Linked DNA regions of Mus musculus: region 1 is linked to region 2. Evidence: chromatin loops called from intact Hi-C (ENCODE). Cell type or tissue: left cerebral cortex. All regions are shown on one strand.

Region 1 (8,000 bases), 79 kb after region 2:
ATGAGAGGAACCAGGAAGATCCAATCGACTACTAGGAATAAGGAATGTAGACACTTTGGGGCAGGAAAAGGGCAAAGATGGTTGGAGCAGAGACATGTTAGGCAGTGGGGTAATAACAGAGAAGTGGGTCAGGGCCCACCATGCATCTTTGTCATAGTAATGGGCTTGTTTTTTATTGTAAAAGCTATGATCTATGAGGTAGAATTTAACTTTTCCTTCCTCCCTCCCTCCCTCCCTCCCTCCCTCCCTCCCTCCCTCCCTCCCTCCCTTCCTTCCTTCCTTCCTTCCTTCCTTCCTAATAGTTGCTCATGCAGTCCAGGCTGTCTTCTAACTCCTAAAGGTGACTTTGGATTCTTGATCCTCCTGTCTTCACCTCTCAAGCAAGCCTTGATATTACAGGTATTCCCCACCTGAATTGCCTTTCTTAAGTAGCCCAGGCTAGCCTCAGACCTGAAGGTGAGCCTGCCTCCATCTCTCCAGTTCTAGGATCATAGGTATATAGGCACAGCAATGCCCAGTTTAGTCAGGACGTAAGCACTGAACCTTACTACTTAGGGTTTGGACAGCTCACTCTGGCAGCCATGTGAAGAACAAATGTTTGTTAGGATGCGTCTGTGGCCTGGCTACCTCATGGGCTGTGGAGACAGAGGAAGGCAAAGGCAGAGACGATGTATGAAAACACTGCAGACACAGAACAGGCCTGAAGAAACAGGCAGCACACTAGGGAGCCTGAGGAGGGCTGCTGGAGGCTACAAGTGACCATACAGGGTTTGGGTGACTGGCTTTCCTTACAGACGACGCATGGGTCTTTTGGAGGCACACATACGGGCAAGATCTGTGCTTACACATCCTTCGTTGGTTCCCAAAAGTGTGTGGCAGATTTCCATTCTTCATAGGTCACGGTCAGAGCCGATATCTGCATCACACGAATGTTCTAGAAATACACAGGGAGTGGTCAGGACAGAAATAACTTATCTGCCCCTCCTTCCTTTTTAAAAATATTGGTCTGTTTGTGAGACAGAGTCTCCATAACATAGCTAAGCTGGCCCTGAACTCTCTATCCTCTGGCCTCCACCTCATGGAAATTGATATTACAGGCACACTCCAGGACACCAAGCCAGCTTACCCTCTTTTTCCATTTCTAAATTTTGTTAACATTGCATATATCCGCATGATAAGAGTTTAAGTGTACTAGGACACACTGCTTAAAACCCTCTTTCCACCTCTGTGTCCCCTCCCTGGAAAACATTCTCTGCTCTCTGTTTGCTTTTTAGTTGTTTCCAGAAAGGAGCATCACGTAGTACTATGCCATGCGTTTCTCACTGTTAACACCTATGCCTGATATACACAAACACACACACTCATGCATATATATATATATATATATATATATATATATATATATATATATATATATTCTCTGAAAACTCACTTGTCATCAAGCCTACAGTTATCCAGTAGATCACTACAGAGAGCTGTGCTCACGGCTGGGGCAGCAGTCGCCTACCCTGCCAAAGGATGAACGTGTGGATGGTTTCTGGTTTCTGCTATGTCATAGACATTGTTGCAATAAACATATGTGGGTCTTTGTTCTCCTGCTTGGCTTACCTCCTAGAAGCAGAATTCCTTGCTCGGGATAATTACATATGTGTTTTCTGCTTTGATAAATGCTGACCCAGAGCCTGTTCCCACCCTCTCCTTGCTGACAGAGGCCCTCACTGTGTCAGTGGGAGCCCTGAACAGATGCTTCGTCTATGTGTGTCACTCCCAAAACCTTACAACACGTACTTTTTAATGTAAAGACACCAGCATTGATGCTGTGAGCATTATCACCTCAATTCTGCAACCAAGAAAGCTGGAGACACAAGAGCAACACCCCAGTAGGGCTTTAAACAGAAGCCACACGCTGGAAGACCACAGGACAAAATGGGACAGAAAAGCAGGCAATGCTGGAAGAAATGGCTTTCTTAAAGACTCTCGGACCCTAGCCATCCAGATTATGGAAGGACACACAGGTCATTAAGCCAAGAGTCAAGGCGGGTCTGTAACAGCACCCCACCAGGAGTGAGTGCCGAATGTTTACACTACTGCCTGGGCCAGCCAGAGCTCTGGATGTAGATGTCCAAAAGTCAGATGGGGGCCTCGGAAAGTAGGCCACACATCCCAGATGAGAGGAGCAGAGATAAGAGTGGGTGCCGAAGTTATCACTGAGAGCTAAGTTGCCTTTCACCATAAACTGGTTGGCGCTGGTAAAGCAAGAGAATGCAGGAGCCATTGAGAGAGAGAGAGAGAGAGAGAGAGAGAGAGAGAGAGAGAGAAGCCTGTCGATAAAATAAACCGCAGTGGCTTGGTGAGCCTAGGTTCAGCAGCAGTCCGAGTCCGTTTGGAAGTCTCCTGCCTGCCCGTGCTTCTAATGGGCTCCATTTCCGCACACTCAAAGGTAATGGGATGAGCGTCAGCAAAAAGAATGTTCTAAATAAAGACACTCAGTCAAAGCTACTGACCTTCCGCAGACAGTTCTCCTTACAGGCCTTGGAGTACAAAGATGGGGGGAATGTCAGCCTTGAGAGAGTGAGAGAGGCAAGCCATATGCTTGTTCTCTATCCTCCCCTGTGCGTGTGCATGTGTGTGTGTGCATGTATGTGTGCATGTCCATGCATGTATGCATGTATGTGTGTGTGCGTTCATGTGTGTCCATGGAAGTATGTGTGTGCACACGCACTCGCATATGCATGCGTGTATATATATCAGGCATGGAGTCTTTTTTTAAAATTAGGTATTTTCTTCATTTACATTTCTAATGCTATCCCAAAAGTCCCCCATAACCCCCCACTCCCCTACCCACCCACTCCCACTTCTTGGCCCTGGTGGTCTCCCCTGTACTGGGGCATATAAAGTTTGCAAGAACAAGGGGCCTCTCTTCCCAATGATGGCTGACTAGGCCATCTTCTGATACCTATGCAGCTAGAGACACGAACGAGCTCTGGGGTTACTGGTTAGTTCATATTGTTGTTCCACCTATAGGGTTGCAGACCCCTTTAGCTCCTTGGGTACTTTCTCTAGCTCCTCCATTGGGGGCCCTGTGATCCATCCAATAGCTGACTATGAGCATCCACTTCTGTGTTTGCCAGACACTGGCATAGCCTCACAAGAGACAGCTATATCAGGCATGGAGTCTTAACAGTGAGAAACTCACACCGTATTACTAAGAGATACTCCTTTAAAACACTGCTTCCAGGATGGTTTGTTGTCATATATGAATACTCATAGTGCCCAGGAAGGTGAAGCTGGAGGGTCAAGAGTTGGAGGCCAACCTGGACAAGAGAGGCAGGGTGGGGACAAGGTAATCGGGACAGTTTCTAAGAAAATCACTGTTTTAAAACTTTTTACAGCAAGAAATGATATGCAAAACACTTCGTTAATAATCTAGTACATTCTAGATCTTGGGCCACAAACTGAGTTACAGAACTGACTCCCACCCCAGACTTTGTAGCTGAGGCTGGCCCCAAATTTTGGGAATTCTCCAGCCTTAACTGTCCAACTACTGAAATTATAGGTGTGGACAATCATGCCAGAATTGTTTAAATTACCTATATTCTTTCATGGCCAGAGGCACAATTTCTGAGCATAGTGGCAGACACCTGTAATGCCTATCTAAGGATGGTAGAGACAGGAAGTAAGATCCTACAAAGTAAGATCGGTCTCACAAACAACAAAAAAAGAAATTTAAAATGGGCCTGTAAAAACAACTACAAAAGAACGATTAGACAGGATGGGAGGGAGGCTGGGCAAACAAAATGGCAGATGTGTGCCCTAGTAGTTTAGACAGCTCTGTAGAGTCAGACAGAGACTCTTTGGAAGAGAAGCTCTTATGAGTTAGGCTAAAGGAGAGCTTGGAACCTTTGGGGATAAAGGCAGGAGGCCCTGCCAGACCCTGGAGGCAGGAGACTGTACAATGCAGGGATGGCTCTGGGGTACCTCAAGGGAGTCACTTTTAATTGTTCTGTGGGCTGTTTGGCTCCTGGGTGTGTAAAGAAAAAAAAAAAACCCTGAACCCTGATGGGAGGAATTCCCTGGGAATGGAAAGTAGGTATGCAGGAGTCAGAGCAGCACAGGATGTTGCCGAAGACCAGAGGACGCCCCCACGCAGGCCTTGGGCTGACTCAAGCGGAAGTCTGGGGCTGTGGAGGGGGCAGATTGGAGGCAGGATGGGAACAGAACACAGCTCTGGGCCAGGAACTCTTCCTTCTAGCACAAATTGCCCAGCTGAGCTGCTGCGGCTCACCACCCCCAAGCCATAGCCCTCAGCACTTCACACTCAGCAGATAGTCAGTGGGGGTGGCGGCCTTCAGTCTGAGAACCTGCAGCCAGAGGCCTGGCTGTCACTCACATGGCCTAAGGGTAGTCGGCAAACTCCAGGTCCGTCAGTTCCTGCTCCAGAGAAAAGTTAACATTGGGAGATGGGTGAGGGGTGGTAAAATAGAGCGAACCAACTGGATTGTGTTCAAATCCAAGTGCTGCCACTTGACAAGTAAGTGGCCCCAACAATTCGCTTTACTCAGAGTCTCAGCCTGCCAGTCAGTGAGATTCTGTGAGGATCAATCCTCACTGTCAATCTGACAAGATTGAGAATCCCCAAGGAGACAAACCTCTCGGGTGTCTGAGAGGGTGTTTTTCAGAAAGGCTTAGCAGAGATGAGGAGAACTGTCCTGAACATGAACAGCTCTACCCTAGGGCTGGGGTCCCAGCCTGAATAAAAGGGAGGAAGTATGTGGGGTGTGTGTGTGTGTGTGAGGGTTGTCAATCAGCCGGTACAGTGCTTACGAGGCGTGCACAAGGCAGTGGGTTGGATCCCCAGTGCCTCCTAACACTGCACACATCAGCAATATCAGCACTTAAAGAGGTAGACACAGGCAGGAGGCTGTTCAGGTTACTCTTGTCCACACAGCCATAGAAAGCTTGGGGCTAGCCTAGGCTACATGTTGTAGTAGAAGAAGAAAACGAGGAGGAGGAAGAAGAGGAAGAGGAGGGAGAAAAACAAAGAAAATCGGGGGAGGGGGGAGAAGAGAAAAAATAATAGAGAAGAAAAAAACACCATAAGGCTCAAGTGAGATGGACTTATGTTGGCAAGTGGTTCTCCACTGAAGTTTGCCAGAGTCACAGCCACTATTTCATGATTACAGATCCAGAAATATACTGTGAGTCCTCAGATGATGCAGGCAGATCCCGGGACACAATTACCTCTTGCGCAGGAGCATCTTCCTGCTTCAGCGCTTCTGGTGCTGGCCCTTCAGACGCAGGTTTAGCATGGAGAGATGAAAGAGGAGAGACAAGAAAAGTAGACTACAGAGACGAAAAGGAACCCAAGGGATGGAAAATGGGAGGGGTGATTTCATCAGAGTATGTTTTATACACATGTGATGTCTATGGGTGTGTCAAGACCCTTAATCCCATATGCATAGTGTATGCTAATAGCACACTGAGCAGAGTGGTGTGTACTGGGGTAGGGGTGGGAGGTTAAAGGGAAGATCTGAGGTTGGGAGTTATCTTCAGCCCTGTAATGAGTTCAAAGCAAGTCTGGGATGCTTAGCTATTGTGTCAAAAGAAAAGGAAGAATACATATAACCTATTAATAAAATAAACTCAAAAAAGCATTATTTAAGGAGAAAAAAGCCGGGCGTGGTGGCACACACCTCTAATCCCAGCATTCAGGAGGCAGAGGCAGGCGGATTTCTGAGTTCAAGGCCAGCCTGGTCTACAGAGTGAGTTCCAGGATAGCCAGGGCTATACAGAGAAACCCTGTCTCAGAAAAAAGAAAGAAAGAAAGAAAGAAAGAAAGAAAGAAAGAAAGAAAGAAAGAAAGAAAGAAAGGAAGGAAGGAAGGAAGGAAGGAAGAAAGGAAGAAAGAAAAGAAGAGAAAAGAAAAAAAGAAAAGAAAAGAAAAGAAAAAGAAAAAAATCTAAAGCCAGGTGTGGTAACCCACACCTTTAATCCCAGCACTCGGGAAGCAGAGGCAGGAGGATCTCTGTGAGTTTGAGGCCAGCCTGGTCTACACAGCAGTGAGTAGTCTTCGTGAGTTTCAGGACAGTCAGAGCTATAGAGAGAAACCTTGTCTTGAAAAAACAAACAAACAAACAAACAAAAACAAAAATAAATAAATAAAAATAAAAGGAATCTTTGCTCTGTGATCCCTACTAAAGGAACTCCCTGCACCCTGCCTTGTTACTCGCTGATATTTTTTCCCTCACCTCTAATATTAATTCTGTATTTTGTCTTATTGTCTGACCTCCCCAAGGATGTATATCCCTTATTATTATATTACTTGCCTCGCTAGGCCAATGGTATATGTGCTTAAATATTCTCTTTGTTTGTCTCTACATAAAGTTTTATTAGTACACAGCACAAATTCAAGTATCTATGATCCTGTGGCCACAAAGCTGAAACTCTTTGCTGTCTGGGCATATGTAAATTCATACTGGGTAAATAGCAAAATTACCTGTAAGGGCAGGCCTTGCAGTACAAGGCAGGATCAGAGGGGAAATCTGTTTAGTCTGCAGAACCCCCACCCTGCCCCTACTCCCATCTCCCCTGGCCTTGTTTGTATCTGAATCCTTCAGGCTCCTGGCTCTGAAGTCCTTGTTCCAGTCAAGTCATGGAGACACCAGAACTTCCTAGATGCCCCCCCCCACACACACACACACCTCTACCCCAGTCCTCTGGGTTCATGTGCACCATTTAGATCCTCACTATAGAGTTGGGATAAGCCAGCTGGGGTCTGGCTAGAAAAATCCCCCTGTCTATCATTGTGTTTATTACAGGGAGCCTCCTGCAGGGTCACCCCAGGCCAGAAGATGAAGACATCTGTCACAGGAGAGTATCTGGTGTGACCTGGTGGAGACATGGCCTATAGGATGCCCTCCTTGTCCTTGTTACTTCTTCTCACACGTCTTCTCACATGGCACTTATAGAGTGGTTTGATGTCTCAGTATCTAACTTCCTGGGGTTAGAAAGAGACTGCTTCCCATAGACTCATCCATTTGAAGGCTTGGTGCCTGGTTGGTATAACTGTTTGGGAAGGATTCAGAGGTGTGGCCTTGTTAGAGGAGGTGTGTCATTGGGGGCTGGCTTGTAGGTTTCAAAAGCTTATGCCATTTCCAGTTAGCTCTGTCTCTCTCTGTCTTTGTCTCTGTCTCTCTGTGTCTGTCTCTGTCTCTCTCTGCTTCATGGCTGTTGTCTCAAAATATAAGCTCTCAGCTACCGCTCCAGCACCATGCTTGCCTGCCCGCCTGCCTCCCTGCCTGCCTGCTGCCATGATCCCTTACCATGCTGGTCATGGGCTCTACTACCCTCTGGAACCATGAGCTCCAAATTAAGTGCCTACTTGTATAGGTAGGGCGTGGTGCTTTGCCACAGCAATAGAAAAGTAACTAAGATGCCTTCATTAACACCGTCTGACTTCACGGACATTGGGATAATCCAGTTGACTGATTAGCGTGTCTCTCTGGTGGACACTGTTTTCCAATGCCTGGTCTGTAGACCTTCTGCAAGTAGCTCTAAGACATTTGCAAAAGTTCATATTCTTAGTGAGTCCAGTCTTGTCAGGCCAGAATTCTTGGCACTTAGCAGATACTAAATAAACATTTCCACCTCTCTGGTATGTCACCTTCCCCCAATGGGACAACTAAGATCACAAGGTGGGGGTCTCCTATGCCACAAAAACTGACACTAACTTGACACTGCTCTCTTACTTTTTGCCCTGGTACCTGACCCCGGAAAAAGGCTAACCAGCTCAGACGCCACAGTAGTCCCCTAGGCGGAGGGTTCTCCCCTTAGAAACCTTCGGCTTCCCATCTGTGAGTGATTGGCAGCCCTTGTCAAGCAAATCCCCACTGTATGCTGGTGATTCTAGAGTTCACCCTCATGCTGTCTCCTGGGCTCGGTGGACACTGTTTCCTACTGCTGTTGTAAAAAGGCTATGAACTTAATGGCCTAGAACAACA
Region 2 (8,000 bases):
TCAAATTGTATGTGGAACATCTATGGGTATCATTCAATTCCCATAAAGAGTTAGGGTGACAGAAGCCCACAGTGTTCAGCGCTCAGATATTGGGATCATAGTACATTTACTGCAGATACACAAGTGTTGGAACCTCAGACAGCACTGAGGGGCAGGGGTGACCTAGGGAAGGGAGGTCAGCTACAAACAGGAAGTATAACTCATTCATTTGTGGTAAACTACCTCAGAGAGACGCAGGTAAAAAGATGTGACTCCAGGCGACAGTGATTCGCTGCTTACCTTCCCCCATCCTTAATAAATATTTGTTATAATTTCATTTTGTTTCATAGTCTTATGTTCTTTTGTTAATCAAAGGATGGTTCAAACCGCATGGCTTTGGACCACATGAAGCCCACAACATCCCACCCCTGGGTTTAGGGCGCAACCTAGGCCACCTTAGCCCAGGATGCCTGGACAGGCTGCTGCTTCCTGTTTCTTTTCCTCTCTTTCCCCAACCTCTCCTTCCTTTTTCTTTTTTTCCTTTCATGTGGATTTCAGAGACTGGGGAGGAAATGACCGGAATGAGTGGCCAGGGTGGTGGGACAATGGCCCTGTACTGGGTGCTGACATGGGAATGGCTCCTGCCCTGACTCAAGCCGAGTCCACAACTTCACAGCAACAGCAAGCTCAGTCTCTCTCTTTCCGGCAGCCTGGCCAGCTGCGCTCTGCATGACCGAATCCGACACCTCTCACTTCCTCCACAAGCGGAACTTGGTGTTTGGATGACGCGCGAGGCAGGTCGTTTGTGCAAAACAGCAAACCCCACCTTCGGTTTTCAACCCCAACCCAAGACCTAAAAAAAGAAAAGAAACAAAAGAAGAGCTGGGCTTCTGGCACCGACCTCTCCAGAGCGCCCGTGGAGGGAGGACTCCTTCGACCCACGCCCCTGTCTATGTGACGTGGAACATTCTCCTTAGCACCTCCGAGGTTCTGGTTCTTCAGCCTTCAAGGGGGCAATGCCATGCGTATTTCTGTGACAAAAACTGGAGCAATACCCAGCAGATACTGGTGAACTCTCCTGTTCCCGAGTGCCAGGATGATGTAGCCACTGGCTCTGCTGTGGGTCAGGAATATCCCTGCTGGCATCTTCTCTCACCACGGGACAGATTGGCCAATGGTTTGTGCTCTCTCCCACTCCGGGGACGACTAAGTCTTCCACATGGGAGGAAGGTCTGGTATCCACAAGAGCCCTGGGCTCCCAGCTCTCTTGCTTCTCAAAACACACTGGAGCCAGGTGTGGTGGCGCACGCCTTTAATCCCAGCACTCGGGAGGCGGAGGCAGGCGGATTTCTGAGTTCGAGGCCAGCCTGGTCTACAAAGTGAGTGCCAGGACAGCCAGGGCTACACAGAGAAACCCTGTCTCGAAAAACAAACAAACAAACAAAAACCCACAGTGGAAAGAGATTCCATCTCCGAGCCTGCCCGGTTCCTTCCTGCTTCCAGACTCCATCTTGGGAATCTGAGGTTTAATGAACAAAGGGCACAGGAACGGTGATGCCCATTTGCTGTTCTTAGACGAGCCAAGCAAGGGAAACGTGATAGCATTTGTAGGTTCCGTGGGACAGCATTGGCTTCTGTCATCTGATTCGATGGCCTGGAGCATACTCTGCAGGTTTGATTTGTGAGATGTCAGAGGAACAGGCAGTGTGATAAGAAGCCAGACCTCTGGCGCCTTCGGATCTGGACTGAGCTTGGATATACCTCGGTTCCTGGTTAAGGGTTTAAGACCCACTCTAGAGACATTTTGAGAGTGAGGTGGAGTCTTCTTAGCATGACGCTCCGCACTTGCAGATCCACCATGAAGGTTCATAGCTCCACCTTTCTCTTGGCTGCAGCATCTCCTGGAACAGCAAGGTTTCCCCCAGGTCTCCCAGGCAGAACCAAGCAGTGGGCGGTGCCCGCCCCCCATCATGTAAGGCAGCCTGGGGAACTGTGCGTGTTGGTTCTGTGCATCTCATTTCCTCTTCCGGCTGCCCAGGCCAATCCTTGTCATTTTTTAACTCTAACAACCGTCTCCTGTCCAAGATGACTCTCCAGCTCCAGCCTTGCCTGACCACTCACCTACTACCATCTTCTATACCTCTGCCTAACCTCCAAGACCTTCCAGGATAGACCTTTATGCCCATCTCCAGCTCTCCCTTTCCAAACTCATCATTGGCCCTTGGGAAATCAAAACCATCCTGTATTACCATAGGGTGCCAGCCTGGGTCCTACCTATAGCATTTGTTTCCTACCCATCAACGAACAGCTTGTATTCAAAGCATCACCTTCTGTAGGAATGAGTGTGTGTGTGTGTGTGTGTGTATTTGTGAATGTGTGTGTATTTGTGAATGTGTGTGTATGTGTGAATGTGTGTGTGTATGTGAGTGTGAATATGTGTCAATGTGTGTGTGTATGTGTGAGTGAGAGTGTAAATGTGTATATCTATATGTGAGTGTGAATGCATGTATGTGCGTGAGATGTGTATGTATGTGTGAAAGAGTGTGTATGTGAATGTGTGAATGAATGTGAGTGTGAATGTGTCTGTATATGTGTGTGGTGTATATGTGTGTGTGAGAATGTATATGAATGTGTATGGGTGTGTGTATGTGAGTGTGATAGTATGTGTGTGTGTGTGAATGTGTGGTGAGTGTTTATGTGAGAACATGTGTGTATATGTGAAAGTGTGTATATCTGTATGTGAGTGTGAATGTATGTGTATGTGTGTGAATGTGTATATGAGTGTGTGTGAGTATGTGCCCATTTGCCAGTCAGGAGACTTCGGGAGTTGTTATTTAGAGATTTTTTTTTCTAATTGGCCTGGAGATGACTAATTAGGATGGACTGACTGGACAGTGAGGCCCAGGGATCTGCCCGTCTCTGTCCCCCCTCACCCCAGCACTGGGATTAGAAGCGTTCACCATAGCCACTTTTTATATGTGTGCTGGGGCTCAGACTCAGGTTCTCAGACTTGTCCAGCAGGCCCCTTTGTGACCGAGCCGACTCTCAAGCACAGTCCTCTTGAGTAGCCATCACCAACCCCCTAGCAACCTCAGCACCCCCTAGCAACCTCAGCACCAGTGACTCTATTTGTCCCACCTGATCACACTGCTCCATCTCTGCAACATCTGAATACATTCACCGAGGCTAGACTGTGCACCGCCCAGCCTTGTCCTAAATGGGCTATCTCATGTAAGCTCATTTAACCCTCATGAAATCCACACTGCGGCAGGCAGAGAAGTCCCTCCATCTGCAAGAGACACTTTCTAATGCCGCCGCCGCAGCACAATGGAGGCTACAAGCAGTGACTGGTGTATTCTGCACTATGCCTTCCCTGTATATGTGCCAGCACATTAACAAGTTAGGAAAGAGTCTCAGCCTGCCCTTTCCTGTCGTCCATCCACTGGGCCATGAGCCAAATCACTGCTTCTCCTTACACTTGGCAGTGACCTCAGGCAAGGTCGCCTAATTGGCCACAGGGATGACCTTGTGGAGTGCCCTCCCTGCCTTCCTCAGTGGTCTCTTTTACTTTGAAGTTTCTGCCAAGAAAAACTGTTGCAGCCCCTGCTGACGCCTCGGCTGCTTTCCCTCACAGTGAAGCTGGCTCAGCTGGCTGCCCCTCAGGTGATGGGACCAAGATGGGTCCATCGGACACGACTCCAAGACTAGGTCTAAGAGTGCCATTTGTAGCTAGGACTGATACAATAACAGTTGTAGCCTTGATGAGCTGTGTGCCTTGCTACAGCACATCTTATAGGTCAGGCTCCGAGCCAGCCCAACACATACAGATCTAACTTAATCCAGGGAACCAATAGGATGTTAACAACCCACATTAACAAACGAGGAGACAGAGGCTGCACTGCACACGGAGCGGCTGGGCAGAGCCTCTGTGCCAGGCAACCAGGAGCCTTCTAACTGATTGTGTTCCACTTCCTTATGGAAATGGGAGGAAGCTGATTCTGAGCCCACACAGCAGTTAGAACAGCAGGTTTAATCAGCAAGAATGGCTGAGTGTGTTTGAGCAAGGCTGCCGGCAATCAGTGGAGAGATTACCCGCCGCCATGGCTCCAGGTGGAACAAGAAGTGGGAGGAACCGGCTCACTCCTAAGCCTGCCCCTCCCAGCATCCCCATTCCAACCCACTTTCCTCTCCTACGTGTTTCCTAACTACCCACCCATCCTCTTCCATCTTCACCCCACTGGAGAGCAGAGAGCCAAGCTCACTCTCAAGCTGGTTTTTCTCTGTAGTCTGTTTAATGCTGAAAAGGTTGAGCGATGTTCCCATTTTGTGGATGGAGATGTTGAGGCACATTTAAGACGATGCGTTTGTTGGTAGAACTGGCCTTGAGATGGAGCTAGAGGTGAACTAGAGGCTCAGCCACACTGTGAAGCAGGAACAAACCCCTCACACGTTTTGGAAAGGACTTCAGCACCTTGGCAAGCAGGGCTGAGCCTGGCTGGGAAGGAAGGGATAGCCACTCTAAGAAGGACAAGACTTGTCCTCTACTGGCTTAGCCTAGATCACACCCACCCTCCTCACCAGCCAGAGTTCCTTGTCGCTGCTAGAGAGGATACTGTCCCTCTCATAAACAGATAGCTGTAGCATGAGCTCACCTGTTGACCACTCTGTGAGACTGTAAGCTACCAGAAAGCACCTACAGAATAGGCTTCCAGATGCCACCAGTCCACAGGCCTGAGAGTGCGTGCCATCTTGCAACCTTGGGTAGCACTTCTGTCACCCATGAAGGTATCTTGTGACTCATAGTGCAGGTCAGAGGTTCCTGGAGCCAAGGAGTCAAGATTACAGTCTGTGACCTCCCCTTGCCTTGCCTGGAGCCTCCCAGACCACAGGTAGCTCCTGCTGCCTCTTGGTGTAGAGACAGAGGTGGACAGGTACAGACAGATTTCAGGGAGCTTGAAAAATGTCAAGTGACACCAACTGGCTTGAGTTAAACCCTAGAGCCCTTCTCTCAAGAGTCACATGACCTGGTGCAGCATCAGTCTCAATGTTGGTATTTGTAGCAAGGGATCAACCACATCTCTTTAGTACTTTTGGTGAACCCAGAGGATTTATATAAGTGTCCATCCTGCTGAGGATTGCATAAGGATTGTCCCCACATGTGCGTGAGCTGGGAGCCTGTCTCCCAGTGTGGCAGAGCAGAGGGGGCTGATGGGAGCTTGGCTCAGGGATCCTCCTTCGCAAATGATCAGTGCCTGGATGCAGAAGTGAGTCAGGTAGGATTTCCCCTTCGCTCCCATTCTTTGCCCACTGGAGTCATAACAACCAAAAATATTCCGTCAAAGGGTAATTAGCCTTGGCAGAGAAGTAGCCACTGTAAGCCCTGGAGCCTGAGAAGCAGAGGCAGTCACCCCTGGACATTCTCCGCCGCACAAAGAAGATTCTTCTCCTTGGGTCCAGTAAGATGGTTCATGGTGTAAAGACTCTTGCCGACAACCCTGATGACCTGACTTGGATTCTAGGAACCTATGTAGTAGAGCAAGAGAACTGACTCCTCTGGGTTGTGCTTATATGTTCCAGTGTGTGTATGTACACACACACACACACACACACACACACACACACACACCCCTTTTGTTTGATCTCACCCAAATCTGGAAGGCTTGAAGTCTCAAGTTTTAACACTACCTAGCTATACAACTTTGGATGAGTCGAAGGGCTGTGGGGCAGTGGGCTGTGCATAGACAGCCTGGTCTCTGGTCAAGCCTAGGTCTTTTATCTGCCTTCACCTGATCTGGGTGGGTGGACAGGATTGGTCCGTACAGTTTCATTAGCAGGCCTGGTCCCATCCAGCCGAGGAAGGAGGTAAAGTCTTCTTTCCTGGAACTTTCAGGAACTGGTTGAGGAAGAGGCTGCGACCATCAGAAAGAGAACTCAGCGTAGACATCTGTAAACCGATAACCACGCCCCACCCCACCCCACCCTACCCCAACTCCTAACTGCATGTCCACCTTTTTCTTAAACTATTAGTACCTCATATCCATCTTTCCTTCCTTTTTCTTTTCTTTTTCTTTTCTCTTACTGCTAGCATTGAACGTGTAATCTTGCGTCTCCATCCCCCCCCACCCCCCCCAGACGCTGGCTTTACAAGCTAGTGGTATGTTTGGCCTCAGCACCTTATTATGCTGACATCTGTAGCCATGAAGGATGCCAGTGCTAGACCCTCTGGAAGCAGCCCCGATCTCTCCCCATCACAGCTAAAGCCTCTTCCTCCTCAGGTTGCCTCCTCCTCATGTCCTCCAGGATAAGGAGAGCGCAGACAGACACGCGCTCTGTCTGTTTGGGGATGGCAGATCCAGACAGCAAGTTCTGTTCTTTCTCCATCTGGCTTCCTTGGTGAACTCTCTGCTGAACTCCTTCCAGCCTTGTGGGCAGCTCTCCTGCAGGGAGGAGCCAGTGCCAGGGAGAACAGAATAATTGCCTCTCGTGTTGTGCATGCAGAGCCTTCATTATCACATCCCCGGAGTGGCATTTGCAGCCCTCTGTCACAGCATCCCGCCACTGAGTAGCGCGCACACAATTTGTCACCCTCATATTCTCCACTGTCTCGAAAGAGCCAATTAGCTTTCTGTTTCTGTGGGTTGTGTAGCTTCACCAGGAGAATCACATCTCCATGGGCTGTTATTTGCAGAGAAGACCATTGGCTTGCTCACTCAAGAGCACATGTTAGGGACCAGGGCCCTCCACCCACCATCTTTTATCCTACCCTCTGCACAAGGAAGCAATTCTTTTGATCTGTGAAGCTCAGGGATGCTGGGCTATTATATTCTGAAATCAGAAGGCTTGGAGTTTAGTAGTTCATATAAGGCTTGGAGTTTAGTAGTTCATAGATCTGTCAAGTGTCCGTGCATCTGGCCGTGACATCGCAAGGCGCTTCTGAATGTCATTTTCTTCATGTACAACGTAACCGGGTTGGCACTGACACCCAGGCTCCTAGAATATAGTCACCTGTCATTTTATAGAGAGAAAAAGCTGAGGCCCAGAGGTGGTCCTTTGTGGAGCAGTGGGTGTGGGAGAAAGAGGGAGTGGGAGAAAACCCGCATCCCGCCAGAGTTCCCGTGCTCTGGGCGGGCAGACATGAAAGGACTGCCACATGCTTTCCACACAGCCCCTGGTGGGCATCAGGCTGTGTGAAGCCACTAAACCCCACACGGTGGGTGGTGGACAAGGGGCAGTCCTAGGTACCAGGTTCTCAGCATGGGGCATCTCACGCTGGACACTGCGGAAGAGCTGAGAACAGAATGGGCCCCCCCCCCCGGGGTCGACTCAGTAAGCCCCAGGGCTGAAGGGAGGAGAGGACAAGGGAAGAGGGGCACTCGGTGGGTTCCACGTGGATGAGAGTCTTTGGTCTGGTCCATGGCTGGAGCGCAGGAAGGCCTTCTGGTGGGAGGTTTGATGCTGCTAGTTAGGGCAAAGCCTATCCCATTGTCCAAGCACGGCAGGCCTTGATGAGCAGAGACAGTCTATGGTTTTAGAGCTTTATTGTAGAAAGCAGGGGGAAGGAGAGAAGGTAGAAAGAGAGAGACTGGCCATGACCATGTGGAAAGGGGAAGAGAGAGAGAGAAGGAGGGCTAGAGAGGAGAGTAAGAAAGGTGAATGCTTAAAGAGAGCGAGGAGGGGCCAAGCAGCCCCTTTTATAGTGGGCTGGGCTACTAAGTAACTGTTGGGGTGGAGTTGAGCCAGAATGCCAGGAGCTTGGGACATTGTCTGCGTGACTGATAGTCACACACCTCTCCTTAGGGGGCTGTGGGGGCAGTAACTTCAGATGAAGGCAGATAAAATTAGTGCAAGGGGTGCTGGGGAGGTGGCTTGGTGGGTAGAGCACTTAGTGTGCAAGCCTAGTGCATCCCCAGCCCTCATGGTGAAAAGCCAGGCGTGGCTGCGCGCACCTGTAACCCCAGCGTTGGCCCAGGGAGGTTAGATTCGAGGGATCGGTGGTGTGAGCTTGCTGGCCAGCCAGGCAG

The links. A loop is a pair of places that touch in the nucleus more often than their neighbours do. Peaks named below come from ENCODE experiments on the same cell type or tissue, not always from the same donor. Only the 100,000 strongest peaks of a DNase experiment are listed, where the experiment ranks them.
Region 1: it touches region 2 in a loop (3-fold over the local background); 3 of 42 quality-filtered maps call a loop at or near these places.

The regions. Positions count from the first base shown.
Region 1 is chr19:53,503,444-53,511,443 of GRCm38, forward strand. No RefSeq gene overlaps it. Among named protein-coding and RNA genes, the nearest start is that of Gm30826, 15 kb to the left of the region's middle. In left cerebral cortex, no CTCF peak of the experiment used is centred here; a DNase peak (open chromatin) is centred at 4,207.
Region 2 is chr19:53,424,089-53,432,088 of GRCm38, forward strand. No RefSeq gene overlaps it. Among named protein-coding and RNA genes, the nearest start is that of 4833407H14Rik, 33 kb to the right of the region's middle. In left cerebral cortex, no CTCF peak of the experiment used is centred here; DNase peaks (open chromatin) are centred at 3,455, 3,925, 5,157, 6,436 and 1 more place; H3K27ac peaks cover 1,137 bases.